Regions from separate parts of the Homo sapiens genome. Here region 2 is linked to region 1. A link is a loop called in an ENCODE intact Hi-C map of the cell type or tissue named here. Cell type or tissue: PC-9. All regions are shown on one strand. Links, peaks and the distances in the headings refer to the core of each region. The heading gives the core; the rest is flanking DNA.

Region 1 (8,349 bases), core at 235-8,234:
CTTTAGCCCCTACTAAACCATGAAAATCGTGGAAGCTTTGTCTTATTTCTGTACGCATAGAACCTGGCATAAACAATGATACAATTAACCTCATAACAACCACATGGGATATGTATCTTTCTTATCTTTGCTATTTTGCAGAAGAGGAAACCATGAGATGAAGAGGTTAAGTTACTTGCCCAAGGACACAGACTTTCAAGGTGTAGAACTAAGACATGACTAGATTACCTTATCTGTCCAGTCCTCCCCAAAACTTTTACTAGCTTCTCAATCTAAAGCTTGTCACATCATAGATGCCCTATAAATATATGAACAATTAAATAATGTGTACATTACAAATAAGGCTTACGATAAAATCATCCCTGATATTCATTTGTCATTGGCCCTGCTAGGGTGGTATCTTCTTTCATGCAATTTTTGATATCTCTGTTCTCTGTAAACTTTAAAACGATTCTGCACCACAGATCTTGCATTCATTCACTTAAATATTTATTACTCAATGAATTTACATCCCTTCTTTCAAGTTATGCCTAAGAGAGTACAGTTGAAAAATTCCATTCATTAGGAGATTGGGGAATCTCAAGAATGGGCTTCACTAGACAGCTGCTCTGGTCTTAGTTACTGAGCTCCTTCCAAGGACCAAGGAAAGTACCTTGGAGAGAAAGACTTGGCAACAGAATCAACATTCATTTTCTCCCTTTCTCCATTCCTTTCTCCGTATAATCTAGCACAAAAGTTAACCCAGTTTTTCCAACACCCTCTGCCTCTACTACCACTGCTACTTCACCAGTGGGAAATTGAACAAAAAGAGAAGTGCTGGTAGAGAAGAGAAAAAGTCTGGGTAGAATCAATGAGAACAAGCTCAAGACTGGGTCTGCAGCAGTAGAAGGTCAAAAACTGCCTAAAAAACAAAACCCACCTCTATCATCAGTTACTAGAGTGCCAACATACACCGTATTTAAGATACTTAATAGATGCAAGTTTAGCATTTCCAATATGGAAACTATTCACAGGGATAGATAGGATAGAAGTTATTTTGAGTCCTAAAGACACAGCTATTCACAAACAATTTTAAGTCATACTTGGGGCTAGATTGTTGATCACACTGAATGGACAAGTTAATTTTTTTTGTAACTGGTCAGTTAAAGATACCTGCCCTAGAGAATAAGCTGGAATATTGCCAGCATTGCTGGCTGGCTCCCAATAGCAATCTGCCTTGGCTCTGTTTACTTCTCTACACGTATGGGGCATTAGGTTGTGGGGTGACTGAGATGTCAGCCACATGGCTAACTCCCTTTTCTGCAGTGTGCCTGTAAATAGATTGTTTTCATTGCAGTTAGTGGATACTTTGGTCCCTGTTCGAGAAGGACCTCAACTTTTAAGATTTTTTTTTTTTTTTAGATTCTGTGTATAGATGCACAAAATGTTGGTAGAAGTTTTATGGGGACCTCTGTAGGAGTTCTTGCCCATAAGAATTTTCTTTTCAAATCACAGTCTTTCCTGCAGTGTCTTAGAGACCAGACTCTCCCAGGATGCAAGGAAATCATGGAAAGAACACTTTTACCAAGACAAACAGGCAGCATTGAGGTTCAACCTGGAAAGTCATGACAGCAAATCAGGGCAGAAGTCTATTCCAATCTTGCACAATTTATAACAATGAATACGAGAAAATTACATATAGGATGGCTCAGAAATTGCATTATTGTTCATTAGCTAGGGCATAGTTGGTATTACAAGGAAAAACAGTCTTTCTGGAATTTTGTTTTAAGTTTCATTTTTTTCCTGAAGAAAATAAACCATGTTTAAACATGAGCACTGGCATATGGTACTGTTTTAGTCTGCTTAGGCAGCTATAACAAAATACCATAAACTGGGTGGCTAAAACAACAGAAATGTATTGTTTGCAGTTGTGGAGCCTGGGAAGTTCAAGATCAAGGTGCAACCCAATTTGGTTCCTGGTGTGGGTTTTCTTCCCGGCTTGAATATGGCTGTCTTCTGGTGTTGTCCTCATGGGGAACAGAGAAAGTGTCTGGTGTTGTCCTCACAGGCAATAGAGAAAGAAGGAGTGCCCTCCTGTCTCTTCATATAAGGACACTAATCCTATGAGGGCCCCACCTTATGACTTTAATTATCTCCTTACTCCAAATATAGTGGCTTCAGGGGTTTAGGGCTTTCATATATGAATTTTAAGAAGACTCAACTCAGTTCATTGTAGGCACTTTTACAAAAATTAAGCCACGTGATATCTAAAGTCATGATGCCAAGATGGCACTCAGGGCAGAGACAAAAATTTGACAGATATGTTCTATTATAGAGATTAGCTCTATATCTATTATAAAGATATTTATACAGAAGCATTATAAAGATGTGCTACTTAGAAGTGTCCTATAGATGTATCATAAATGTGTCTCATGGTTGATTCTTCAGAAATTATCAGTTTTCTCCTAAATTTCAATGCTACCTTAAGCAATAATTTTATACAAAGGTACTCTATCTACAAATTACTTTTTGCTTTCCTTTGTTTCTTTCTATATGTTTATTTCTAACTTGGTGGGCTTTTATTCCTGACATTTTTTTATTTGTGGTTATCATCAGATTACTGTCATTAGCTAATGGAGCTATTTCATCAACACAACAGAGAACCAGATGTGCCTGGGAACTTATTTCTTCAGATAGCCATTGACCAATATTTGACAGGTACAAGGATATAAAAGCCCAGGTCCCTCGACTCTATCAGGGTACATCTAGGGGTTAATTTATAATCTAAAGTTCACTGTAGGATCAGGCTGAAGCTACCCTCTAGGGGATTTTGCCTGAGATTGCATCCTTATTTGTCTTTTCCCCTCCTTCCTTGTCCTGATCCCCCCAACTTTACCAGTGTTTCCTGAGATCACTTCCTTAACAAATCATTTGCACACCTCATTTTAGGGTCTTTTTGGGAACACAACCTAAGACAGCATGTGAGATAAGATCCATGACATTATTAAGAAGATACAATGGAGAAGAATAGAAAAATAGCAATTGTTAAATGTTACCATTTTTTAGTATGATATCTTTCTAGCTGTCTTTCTGTTCCTACCTCAATGCCTTCTGTTCCTTCCATCCTTATTTGGTTCAGTGTCTCATCCAAGACTTTTTCCCTCACACTTTGCTCAGTCTGCCTGAGAGACTTAGTCTCACTTGAATTCCCACTTTTTTCTAACAATCCTGTTACTCTCGTAAGCCCCTAAGCACAATTCTCAGGATTGGTGAGAATACGTTAGGAAGGTGAGGAAGTATAAAGCTGTAGCATTTAAACAACTATGCACAGAGACTTGAACAGCACAGGCTAATGGCAACACCAGCATAAGAACGGGGTGAATCCGAGGAAATAGGAAGTTGGCAGATGGCAGGAGCAAAAAGAGCTAGAGGGAGTATACCAGAGCAAATGAGCATCAGAGATTCATGTTCAGTGCAGGCACACACTATGCACTCAGCGGTGATTCTGCCCCTTATTATAATTATGGTATTAAGGACTGAGAGGTTTGCCTTCCATCTTCCTGAACTTGACCTTTGTTGAGTTGGAGACTGAACAGTTTTTACTCGTGTTTGTCCCAGATGAAAGAGTGATCTCAAGAGAGTACCAGCTTTTAGTTTTGTCAAGAAGGAGAAAGTATTCAGGAAAGAGGTCAGGGGATGGAGAGGGAGGAAGTCAGAGGCATGTTTTAAAAAATGTAACAAATTTCATTTTTAATGGATAAAATATGGTTTTTCAGTCTCACCAATCCATGATAGTTACATCCAGGAAGGTAATCAAACAGCCCTATCCTGTCAAATTGACTGCTAACTCTCCTGTCATTATCGCTTTTCTCTCTCAGTGGCATGTGCTTCTCTTAGCCATTCTGCCATCTTCAATTCTGTCTGCTTTGGATTTCCTGACACTTTCTTGTGTGTTCTCCCTCTCTGGCCAATCACCCTGTCTCCTTGGTGGATTTATCTTCCTCCGCTTTATGAGAAACAATAAATATTGTTAAGGCCTTTTCCTATCTATGTATTTTCCTTTGGTGTCCATACATTGTATCTATGATTTCCACTGTATTTTATAAAATTACAGTAAATAATATACACGTATTTTTCTTTTTTAAGATTAAATGCTGCATTATTAGGGCAAGAACATGTTTTGTCCTTGCATTCACACTGCCTAGGACATAGAAAGCCTGGTAACAGATATTTTTAAGAAATAAACATTTAATAAAATATTTCACGTTTCTTTTGAGAAAATGCTTCAAAAATCACATTTTAAAATCTCATAACAGAGAAACATTATATTTGCTCAATCAAATGCTTATGTATTAATTTAAATATTGTTATCTACTACTTCATAAACAATATAAACCAACAAGATTACCTTAGTAAAAATAGAACACAGCTTTGAGCAAAAATTACATTTTGATTTATACTTAGATAAGCTTGCCTCATAGACCTTGTAAGATAGTTTTCTTTCTCCCTTAATAAGGAAGTCATATCAGTAGAAAAGTTTATAAATCACTAATGTGCTAATATTCTGTGAGTCCACCTGAGGTACCTTAGAGGAAAGAATATTCTCCAGTCTTCTTCAGCAGATAAATAAAAGAAATATTTTTGTAAATAAAAAGGCCAAACCTGTCTTTACAAGCCTTGGACCAAAAATTTTGAAATCTGAGACCTATCTTATATCAATTTGGACATTTAGTCAAAGGAAAAAGAAATTCCAAATAGTTTCATTACTCACTAAGTTAGCAATTCTAGGAATTTAGAGAGCACATTTGTGCAGGGGCCACACAACATTCCTAGAAGCAGGTGGTGTGTTTTATGAATTTAACACGTCATTCATTGTACATAGTATAGAATTGTGAGCTCTCGTGCTATTAAAATATTGTGACATTTTAAAAGCTTATCCCTGAAAAAAAGTTATACATGATATAAATATGGCTTTTTCCTTCTTTCTGATCTACTTTTAATTCTGAGATTTAATGTTCTCTTTCTGTCTCTCTTTTTAAAATCTGCTTAGTTTTCTAAGTTTAAATTAGGAATTCAACCCGTAACTCTCTACTGGTTGTCTAAATACCTCTCAATGCTGTGGGATGCATCAGGTAGTCCATCAGTTTCATCACCTTAAAGAAATCTCTCCTGGAGCCTCTGCTTGGCAGCACAGTGGACTAGCCACCCTCTGTTGGTGCAGCTCTCATCCTGAGATCTCACATCACTCTTACTCTGGGGATTCCTTTTGCTTCTTCCTGACCTGAATCCCTTCTTTCTGGATTGGCTACTCTTTCTTGGCTAATCATCCTGTTTTACTGAAGTACATCATCTAAGAGTTTTCTAAGAAACGGTGCATCAAGCTTAACTTTTTGAGAACTTGCATGTCTGAACCGTGTTTATTCAATGCCCTAAGTTAATTGACACTTTGTCTGAATACAGAATTCTATATTGGAAAACATTTTCCTCTGAAATTAGATGGCATTTTCTGTTGCCTCCTGGATTTTAGAGTTGAAGCTATGAAGAACAAAGCAATATTAATCCCTGAAAATTACGTAACCTGTTTTTTCATTTTAATTTTTTTTCCCTGGAACCTCACAGAGCCTTTTATATTTCTCCAGTGTTCTAAAATGTTATGATGACCTGCTTTGGTATGAGTTTGTTTTCATCCATTGTACTGGGCTCTCTCAATCTAAAAATACATTTATTTAATTACTAAAAAAAGTATTCAATTACTTTATTGATGACTTCTCTCACATATGTTCTGTTTTCTCTTTCTGCAATGCTTATTTTTTGAACTTCTGGGGTGACCTCAGATTTTCTTGTTTTCTCATGTATTTTTTTCATCATTTCCCCCTACTTCTGGAATATTTCCTCAACTTTAATTTTTACAACTTCCTCTGAGATTTTTATTCTTCTTCGCATACTTTTAAATTCAAAGAGCTGTTTTATTTTCTGCTCATTTTTAAAGTAGCAATTTGATCTTGTTTCATGGATGCAATATTTTCTCTGATCTTTATGAAGATCTTTATTTTCTTCCAGAATAGTTTGTTTCTTCTAAGTTCCTTCATTTTTGTTTGTTTGGGTTTTTTTTTTTTTTTTTCGTCTCTATATTTCATTTTAGATGATTTCCTTAGCTATCCAGTGATCTTGGGTTGTATACTTGTGTTTAAAAGCAGCTCAAGAATGGAATCTCTAAGCCCATGGGTAGAGCTTGTCAACTGTAAGCTTTGCTATAGAAAGGGTTGGTAGGTTATTTTTTTTTTTTTAGGAAGTCCAGCATCAATATATTTCTTTAGACTAGTCAGATTCCTCTGAGGAGAATATTTCAACTGTGTCTCTGGAGAGCTGCCAGCATTCTGAAGCCTTAGGAAAAGAAGGCTAGGTGGCTCTCAATAGAACTGGCATGAATTCAATGATAATGACAGCCTATACACATTTCTTCCCAAGTTGACATTCTAGGATATCATGTTGACTGTTAGAAATTGGATGTGGTGGTACAATTTACACCATGGAGGTCGGAAAATCCTACAAATCAAGGCTCTTTCTTCCCAGAGAGATGGTTTTTAAACACATAGCAGCACAGCATCTGTCTTGATATTTAATATTTATTGTTTCACTTGTTTCCCTGATTTCAGTCCAGTACTTCAGTGCAAAGATACTCTGTTCTACCTACTTCAAAGAAAAAAAAATTATTTCATTATTTTCAGGGATATTGGAGAGGAAGTAGAAAGGTTATATTGGATAAGGTAGAAGATCTGGGGTTCCAACTGCTTATTAAACAGACTTTTTAACCAAAGTTTTGAATCCAACCTCTGCCCTCACTGATATAGGTGCTTGGCACTTTCAATTCCTGAAGCTTTGGAGGAGATTCCATGGAACAAATCAAGTTTTTTCTTGATTTGTGCCTTTGTGGGATTAAGATTTGGCCACCTCGGTTCTGCCAAATCAATTACACTCATCCATGTGCTATCCACTTGCCAAGATTAAGTTGCTATTGTTTTCTATCCCCTTCTTATAGTTCAGTGGTTTGTGCTTTAAAAGTTCTTTTTGTTTTAGAAGGAATAGGAGAATATTTTTAAAATGTGTATATGTTGTCATCTATCTTTATTCAACTGAATTTTTAATCAACCAGTTAAACCGTGGGAGGGTCCCAAGTAGTCTCATATTGTGGCTGCACGTGGATCAGCTCTGACTACCTCCATGTCCCTGTTGGAGGTTAATTGTGACCTCATAATGATATGTTCAAGCCCCAACCCCCAGCTTTGCGAGTGTGACCTTCTTTGCAAATAGAGTCTTATAAGGTAATATGAGGTCATACTGGATTAGTTCTTAACCAATCACTAGTGTGCTTGTAAGGGAAGGGGAATTTGGATATAGAGGTGTGGGGAAGACCATGTGACAGTGGTGGCAAAGAATGGAGCAATGCATCTGCAAGCCACAGAATGCCCAGGACTGGCAGCAACCACCATGAGCTAAGAAGTGGGGGGGAAAAAAAGGTTTTTTTCTCTAGATCCTTCAGAGGGAACATGGTTCTATGGACATATTAATTTTGGACTTCCAGCCTCAAGGACTGTGAGAAATTAAATTTCTGTTGCTTAAGGCAATTCCACTTGTGGTACTTTGTTATGGCAGCCCTAGAAAACTAATACAACCACCAGTGATCTTCTCCCAAGGCTTTACTCATTCCTTGGAGTAGGTGGACAAATAAGGAGAAAGGAAGTCTAGGCCATCGGCAGCACTATGACCATTTAAGCATTAAACCCTGCTCCTATGGAGTATATGACAGTTAGGTCCCTGCTTCTGCCAACTCCTGCTCAATTATCTTAGGTATTCAAGAATTTAGGTTACAACTACACCCTAGTTGTAAAGCCTCAGATATATATATTCAAAGATATTTATACTTAAACATTGGAAGCTGTAAGTGCAGATCAGCTTTGGGGTTTCAATATTTCATCCTTGAGATTGGCAATTTTCAATCATAATTGGTAGCAAAGACTTCTTGAGCTAAGATAGCATTTTCATGAAGTATTTTCCCAGAATCATATATATTGTCAATATTTACGTAGAATTTTTGTGATTTTTTTTTTGTTTGTTGTCATTAGTGATATTTTGGGAAACAACTTATATCATTTGTGGCAATTAATATAAAAATATTTACACAGTGATTATATTTAAAACCTGTTTTCTGCCTAAAGTAATTGAGTACTTAAACATCTAAGGTTAAGAAAACCAAGAAAAAGAATAAGTTAGTTATAATAAGACAGATGACCTTTTAAACAAAAACGTTATAACCCATGTCTATACATATAATGAAAATGATTATTTGATTTACACTGAATTACTGAACCT
Region 2 (8,349 bases), core at 230-8,229, 110 kb before region 1:
TAAATCTATCATAATTTATTTTTAATTCATAAATGATCTACCAGTATAGCGCATAGATCATTTTAGTTTCAAAGTAGAAAATTTATTTTACGTTTTTGGGATTGTAGTCCAAGAGATTTGAATAAATGTTCTTTGATATGGTATGTAAAATATATGAATGGTATCATCAATGACTATGCATTTTAAAGCTTAATAAAAATGTGGAAAGTAATTAAAATGCTCACCATAAAACAATATTCTAGCACCTCCATATACCAGTGTGCCAAAATATAAAACTTACTTCTTACAAAGAACTCTGTATCAATGAATGTCTAGTGACTTTCCTAGAGTTTTGTCTCTAAAGTCTAATGCAATCCTATTAAAACAAGCAAAGCAGGGCAATCAATTCATCAAAGATTATATCAATTGATAAAAGTAGACAAAACAGCTTATTGGATGATGGACTTTTCACTTTTCATACATTTGTTTTGTTTTCCTTATTCAAATACTGATTTCTAAGCATTGCTCGGAAGGTATACTGATTTTATAATTAAGCCAATCAATTTTGATAGAAAATGATGTACATATATTATATACAATATTTTAATTCAAGAATGTTGCTAGTAAAACATTCTGAAATTTGTAAAGGAATTGTATTTATATTCTTATTATTATCAAAATGGCAACATTTTCCGTAAGTTTTAGAGTTGATTTCAATCCTAATTCACATACTCTTTTCCTCATCCTTACCTTTCAACAGACGCTCATCGTCATGCTCAGTGCGGATATGGGCCAGTCGCCCCATGCTGCGGAAGATCGCAGCGTCTCTGCTCCAGTAGTCACTGTAGAGTCCAGCAAACAATTCACTACCTACACGGGAGCATCAGTAAAAAAGAAGTCAGTATTTGTTAATATGTTAACAAATTAAACACATCCAAATTTAATATGTGTATCTATAATATGTACTTTATGACATTAATACTATTGCTGTTAGGAGCATGGATGGTATAGTAAGACTCCCAGGGTTTGAGTCCAGAGTCTGTCACTTACTAGGTGTGAACTTGGGCAAGTTGCTAAGTTCCCTGTGCCTCAGTTTCCTCATTTAGAAATTAGAAAAGTAATTGCATTCAGTAAGATAGTTAAGAGCAAAGCACTTGGAAGATCAGCTGGTAAATAGTAAGACCTATATGAGTTTTTGGTAAATACCTTGGCTTCATTTATTTTCCTAGACTTCTTTTAACCTCCCTATCATCAGGGCTTTATCATTATGATTGTTATTGTGATGATTACAGGTTTTATATGTCAGTCAGCTAATTCAAATCCTTCTTGTAACAAGATACTGCTATCATGAATATGATTTTAGTGTGGGAACAACAAAGTCTAACAAAGATGATATAATCCAATCAGTTGTCATTCAATTTGTAAATTTGTGGCTCAGTCAGATAGGAAGGATATAAAAAGCGCTCAAAATTTAATCAGACAGTCAACAAAATGATTGAAGGAAGTTAGTTGCAACATGTGGTGGCAGTCACAGTCTTAAAATCAGACTGAGAAATTACATAATGTATTCAGGGTCTCAGGAAATAACCATGTGTCTTTTGAGTAAGAAAAAAGACATTAAAATAACTTAAGGGAGAGTATAACTTGAACTCCAGGAAGATCAATAGCTCTGAAGCATAGGGACTTAGAATCCTTTCCCAAAACTCACAAGAGGTAATCAGTGTGCCCATCAGTTTTACCAGAAGGATGTCCTGGCCATACCCGGCTCAGTTGTCCTGTCTGGAGCAAAAATCTCTGGCCAAGAAACAAATGATAACAGCAGATTGCTGGAAACAGCAACCTCAAAGCAAAGTGGTAAAATTGTTTTCTTAATGAGTGGCATATAACATTGGTCTAGTTCTAAAACAGATATGATTATTATATTACATAGTACTAATGCTTTTTTGTTAAGTTTGCAATGTGTATGCATACACATATTTAAAATGCTTTAAAGGTTAAGAGATTTCAAAATTAATTGTATTTCCAACTTAATATATCTAATTATGTAATTAATTTTATAATTAGGATTATTAAAGTTGCAGGTATAAGAATTTGACCAAATATATAAACAGAATTTAAAAGATATTGAATACTTTATTTATAAATTTTATTTATTAGAACTTTAAAAATTGTTTAATTATTTATGAAGGACTTTTTTCCCAAGGTAAGGTCTTTAAAGCTTTGGAAAACTTCAGAAGTGTAAGCATTTTTGTATGATTTAACATTTGAGAAAATGATCAATTAAATTATATATAAGACAAATTAAAAGGAAGTTTATTTTCAACTTGCATTAACTATTAATATTTTAAAGGTAAAGATGATTGCTTTTGTTATACCAAATTTAGAATAATATGATATAAATTAAACTCAAAGATTAAAAAAATAAGCTTTAGAAGTACTACTATAATAGTCTTTTTCATTTTAAAAAGATAAATAATTCTAATTAGTTTTTCTCTGTTCACAAAATCCTCTATGGATGCCTAAAACACTCTATGAGATACAAATAAATACAATCTATGGTTTCCAAAAAAGAATTCATTTTAAAATTATATATTCTAAATGAGAGAGGAAAAAGTAAATGTGTCAGAGTGTTAACAATTGGTGAATCAAGGTAAATGGTATACAGGTGTTAATTTTAGTTTTACTTCAAATTTCTTTGTATTTGAAAATTTTCAAGATCACAGAGTTTTTAAAAAGATATATTTGTTGAGTTCTTCTAGTATATTCAACTTACGCTAAGTGAGAGGTATGATGTAAGGAAAATAACAAAAACTAAATGACTATTTAAATCTGGACTTAACAATATATAATTTGGTAGAGAAAAGTTATGTTAGAACTCTTAAGCATATCATGTTATTTGATAATAGAAAGGGAAAAGATTAACATAATTTTTTATCAAAGTCATTTAATTAGTGCTGTCTTTCCCAGAAATTTTATGTCTATGTTTGAAGAAGTAGTATTTTGAGACCAAATGCATAAATGCATTCAGTGGTTAGGAATATGACCTGTTACCTGGAATTCAGTCTGCATTATTTGAACATGGATAAAAGAGAGTCATTAAAAGGACTTTGGAATCATCAACTCTATGGCATAAACAACCAAGTTGACACTTAAAAAAATTGACTATTAACACATGAGTGAGGATTTCTCTGAAATATTTTTGTTTTTAATTATTATAGTTGAGTTATGTTTACCACACCAAATATAAAGACCAGCTTGTTAAATGGTTGAAAATATAATTTATTTCGCTACTGTGGGCTGGTCTGAATCTTTAATGTATAATGGGAATGAAGATTAGATTTCTTTAAAATCATGAGTTTTCTATTCTTTACATTTTTAATATTTGATTTTATATCTTAAAGTATTTTAGACTTTGATAATTGAAAATATTTTTATGGGAAAATAATATTTATATTAGTACACTTCGATTTTAATGGATTTATCCTAATTTGGAACATTGTTTCAAAATTATCGTTTTAACCAATGCTATAAAATTAACAAACAAGTATTCCTTGGAGCCACTAGGTGGCAGCCCTATGATGCTAGATAATACCATATTCAGAGACAATTCTCTGCACAAGAGAAAAAATAATGTATTCTCAATGTTACCCAGTTTCCCATTTTGCACTCAGGACAGAGAAAATTGTGAGCAATTCCCATAACACAATATGAACTGTATGACTTGAATTTCAAAGACACTATATAGGTGCTAAAAACTGTAAGCAACGTAAATAGAAACAAATGTGTTTCTGTTGGAAATGTTAGGTTTTCCTCAGAAGGGAGAGATATTCCTTTCATATCTTCATATCAATGCAAATTTAAAAAAATTCATAGTAATTGATAATAATTATGTTTAGCAAAATACTTTCCTAAGAAAATTAGAAAAGAAAGACAACACATTAGTGAAAAATAAATAATAATATTAATAAAACCTTAGGTAAAATAATACCTAATAGTAATTAAGTAAGCAAAAATACTGGGCATTATTAAAATTTTTAATACAATTTGTAGGAAATACATAGTCTCTAATTAAATTTATTATAACTATTTGGTATCAGAAAAGTTGTGAATCAATACATTGATCTTTTACAGAATGCAAAAATAACATCTAGATAAATCATATTTTCATGGATTAAAATAGGAAAACATTTTATAAAAAGATTAAAATACCTTTTAGGGCTTCAGTTATAACAGAAGAACTATCTAAGGATTTAGTTTTCTATGTCTATGGAGATGGGCGAGTTTAACAACTTCTCACACTCAACAATAGTCTTTATATAGAGAAGAAAGAATAGTAGAAATAGTTCTGCAGTGGAAATCTGGCAAGCCAAGTCTCTAGCTCAAAATCTGCTGTTTGACCACCACAAACTGCTCAAAATCTCAAGGTCTCAGTTATCTGCAGAATCAAAGAGACTGCCATGTAATTCTCGGAAACTGCCAAGCTTTTATGTTCTCTCTGCTCTTTGGCCTAGAATTCCACACCTCTCTTCTCACTTCACCTTCCTTTTGCCTGGTTATTGTCCGCTTTTTCCATGACACCTTGTCTGGCCAAACTTTTTTAGTGTAGTGGTTCCTAGTGCCACTGTAGCTCTGGTACCTATTTCTATCCTACTGCTCATCCAACTATATTTTTATTGACTCCTTGTGTGTTTGAAATGATGCCTCATTAATGTCTGAAATACAAAAAATGCTCAATAAATATCTGTTGAATCAAAGAATGGCTTAATGAGTTCATAATTAAATATATCAGAAGTTCCTTTCAGGGTTTAAAAAAGGTTATGAAAGGCTGTGAAGTGTCAACAATCAGGGCCAGGTGCAGTGATTCTCGCCTGTAATCCCAGCACTTTGTGCAGCCCAGGCCGGAGGATCGCTTGAGTTCAGATGTTCAAGATCAGCCTGGGCAACATAAAGAGACCCCCATCTCTACAAATAATAATAATAATGATAAATAATAAAGTAGCTGGGCATGGGGGCCTACACCTGTGGTCCCAGCTACTCAGGAGGCTGAGGTGGGAGAATCTCTTGAGCCAGGCAGGTAGAGGCTGCAGTGAACTATGATTGTGCTACTGCACTCCAGCCGAGCCAGACCCTGCCTAAAAAAAGATAAAAAAAAAAAAAAAAACACACAGGATAAGATCTTAACTTTTAAAAACTGTTTCAGAGAGAAAATATCAAACGAAAGAAAAGGCTATTGGGAATTTACGTGGATAACAAATTTGAATTTTTGTTCCTTGAGGGCCTTACGTTATTAATTTTAATAGATTAAAACAGGAACTCTATTTTTTTCAAAAATTGATCCCCAAGAATTTCAGCCCAAAGGACATTATATTGTGATTAAAAGAGTGTGTCAACACTAAATTGCTTATGTGAAAGAAAATAAGACAATCATTTGACTCTTTGAAATAGATAAAAACACATTCTTTATATTAATTCTAAAATGTGTAACTAAAATACTTTTCTATATAACTCCTTTTTTTTACAATGTGAACTCTAGTTGAAGTTTTAATTAAATCCATTGCATTGCCTTAATATTTTATGGAACGTATCAAGAGTTTTGTTCATGGACTATATATTATCTGAGTTTTTATTTACCATGTTGGATTTTAATTGTATAACAAGAAAAATTCACAGTAGTGTTTCATGACCTTCTTATCTTGTTAAGTTTTACTCAAGCATTGCTTCTGTTTATGTTATAAATGTATGTTATGCAAATCTAAATAATGTGAAACATATTTGCCTCATGGAACAGCATATGGCTAAAGACTGATTTAGCTGCCTCACTTTATAACTGAATTTTATAATTTTGTTAGAACATTATTCTATTGTGGATGGACTGTTTTGCAGAATCACTATGACATGCATAGCTACAAAGAGAAACAAAATGCACTTGGGAGGATGAGGATGGATGAAAATGACTCACATATTTCAACATCCCGGTTCACACTCACATTCTGCTTAGGATGCTGAAAGAAACCAGGAAGAATGTGAGATTCTGAATGTGTGATTTTATTAGGCATTTAGCTGTTGTTTGGGCTTTCGGTTTATTTTGGTTTGGGAAGATGATTAGCACTAGCTCTCAATGTTAAGAAGGTGGTTTTGAGGCATGAAGGAACAATAAAAATATCTTTTGAATCTGTTTATTTGTGTGTGCCAGCACCCATGGCTGTACTCTTGAGTTTTCTTGGTGGCAAACCAATGATATTGATACCATGAGGGTTAAAACAGATTCTCAAAGGAGAGAATATAAGTGGGGAATTGAAGAGTGGGGCTTTTTTCTTAGTCCTTTACCTCTTTTCGTTGTGACGGAACCATAAGTAAAGTATTCAAATAGCTCCTCAGAGACTAGCAGTCATGGCCAGAAGCTACAATAAGCATGTGGATAATGGGCATTCTGCCAAGTGAGAGAGAGAGCGAGCAGCAGCATTGGATAAGAAATTATAGATATTCTTTAGGGACAGGAAAGTGGTAAGGGAATAACCTGAAGTCTATGTTTCTATATAGTTGAGGTGAATTCAAAACACGAGGCAACACATTTGCTTATTATGTTTGTAGAACTTACCATTATAAAGACAAATATTCTAACTTCATTTATAATTTTTTCATTTATTTTTCTAATAAATGACCTTACTTTGTGCCAGTTTATTCCCTGAATGCAAATATAGTTAATTAAAAATAAACAATTATTTATTTAAAATGTTTTAATATTATTAACAACTTGAAACAATAACTTAAATTTTCTCTGCATGCATTCTAACTCCCATTCATTCAATTGACATTGACTTTTAATTTACAAAATTCATAATAAGGATATATATTCACAAAGGTATTATTATTATGGATAAAAGCTCAGTCAGGAAGAGGATTTCAGTGGCTGTAAACTTTGTAGTTTTATTTGCTGAAAAAAGTAATAGAAAAAAAGTGTAGGAAAAATTCATGGACTATAAAATGTCTTATTAGTGATTATTTGTTAAAATAAAATTCATGGACTATAAAATATCTTATTAGTGATTATTTGTTAAAATAAAATTTAGTGTGCATTTACTTTGAAAAGCATCCCTAAAAATACTCCAACAACAAAGTTAATCCTTTCAAAGCAAAGTTTCAAAAGGTACATGACAAATCAGGGTGTTTTTTTCCCCAAACTCTAGCTACATGTGTCTTATCATACCTTAGGCATTTCAGTAATGGTAGGATTAAATTATACCTGGAATTGGTAATACAACTATGGGTCAGAATAAAATTTAAAAATAAAAATGGCTATAGAATTAAAAGGAGAAACTATGGGGGACTGTAACGTTACTGAAGATATTATCAACTTAATTAGAATATTGCAATAGTATGTCAAATATAACTGATAAAAAGAGTCAGCAAAAATATTTGCTTCTTGGCCAAAATGACACATGACATAAAGAACACTGTTTCCTGGATTTTTATTTGGCCACTTACCAAACTTAATAATTTAGTAGCAAGATAATTACTAAGTATATTTGGATGATTTGAAAGGCATGGATACGCAATGCAGCAATTCATTATACTGAAAAATTTATTGTTTCAACAAGCTGCTTTTAAAATCAAGTTGTAATGCCTTGTCTTCCTCAGACAGTTACTTAAAACCACTTCAAATACAGTAGGAGTAATCACACTGGAGGAAAACTTGGCCAAACATGCAGAAATATGGCACCTGAGATATGAGCTGATATGCTACCAATATAAATTGTGTTACTACAAAGACGCATTGGAAGAGCAAGCCTATTTAATATATGATTTCATTTTGATTAGTTTCTGAATATATATGACATAGTTCAGTTAGAAGCTTGTTTTTACTCCTTAAATCCTTTGTCGCATAGAATTATTACAAGCTATCAAGTTTTCATTTCTAAGTTAGATTATAAATGAAATAAAAATGTGCTTTATAACTTGTCTTTCATCTATCAAATAAGCTTTAATATTTATTCAATTTTTTATTAACCTCTTCTTCGTATGAACTTAAGTCAACTGAATTTAAGTTAACTGAATTAAAATTGTATCTAAAATTAGGAAATTACATAGAAAATTCTCTAATTTGCAAGCACCATTTTTTTTTAGGTCAAGCAGCTTTATGAGTATGCTACCAGTTTCAGTGTTTTATCATTAAATTTGTCTTCATGTGAACAGACATTAAACATTGTGTGACATATAATTAACCATGAAACTAAGAAGTAGCAATAATCTAACGATAGTCATCTTTTTGCTGGAGGCTTGTCTTAACCCATCAGCAGAGAACATGTGTGGTCACAAAATACCCATTAATACATTCTTTCACAGTCAGAGTAAGTTCTACCGAGCTTGCCA

The links. Peaks named below come from ENCODE experiments on the same cell type or tissue, not always from the same donor. Only the 100,000 strongest peaks of a DNase experiment are listed, where the experiment ranks them.
Region 2: it touches region 1 in a loop (2.1-fold over the local background); 15 of 110 quality-filtered maps call a loop at or near these places.

What each region holds. Positions count from the first base shown.
Region 1 is chr7:83,519,702-83,528,050 of GRCh38, forward strand. The region is part of intron 1 of SEMA3E (semaphorin 3E); the gene reads right to left. Among named protein-coding and RNA genes, the nearest start is that of SEMA3E, 130 kb to the right of the region's middle. In PC-9, for the core only: no CTCF peak of the experiment used is centred there; a DNase peak (open chromatin) is centred at 4,780.
Region 2 is chr7:83,407,639-83,415,987 of GRCh38, forward strand. SEMA3E (semaphorin 3E) reads right to left here. Exons shown (of 17, transcript NM_012431.3): 6 at 730-849. Among named protein-coding and RNA genes, the nearest start is that of SEMA3E, 240 kb to the right of the region's middle. In PC-9, for the core only: CTCF peaks have their summits at 3,530 (motif pointing right) and 3,733; no DNase peak of the experiment used is centred there.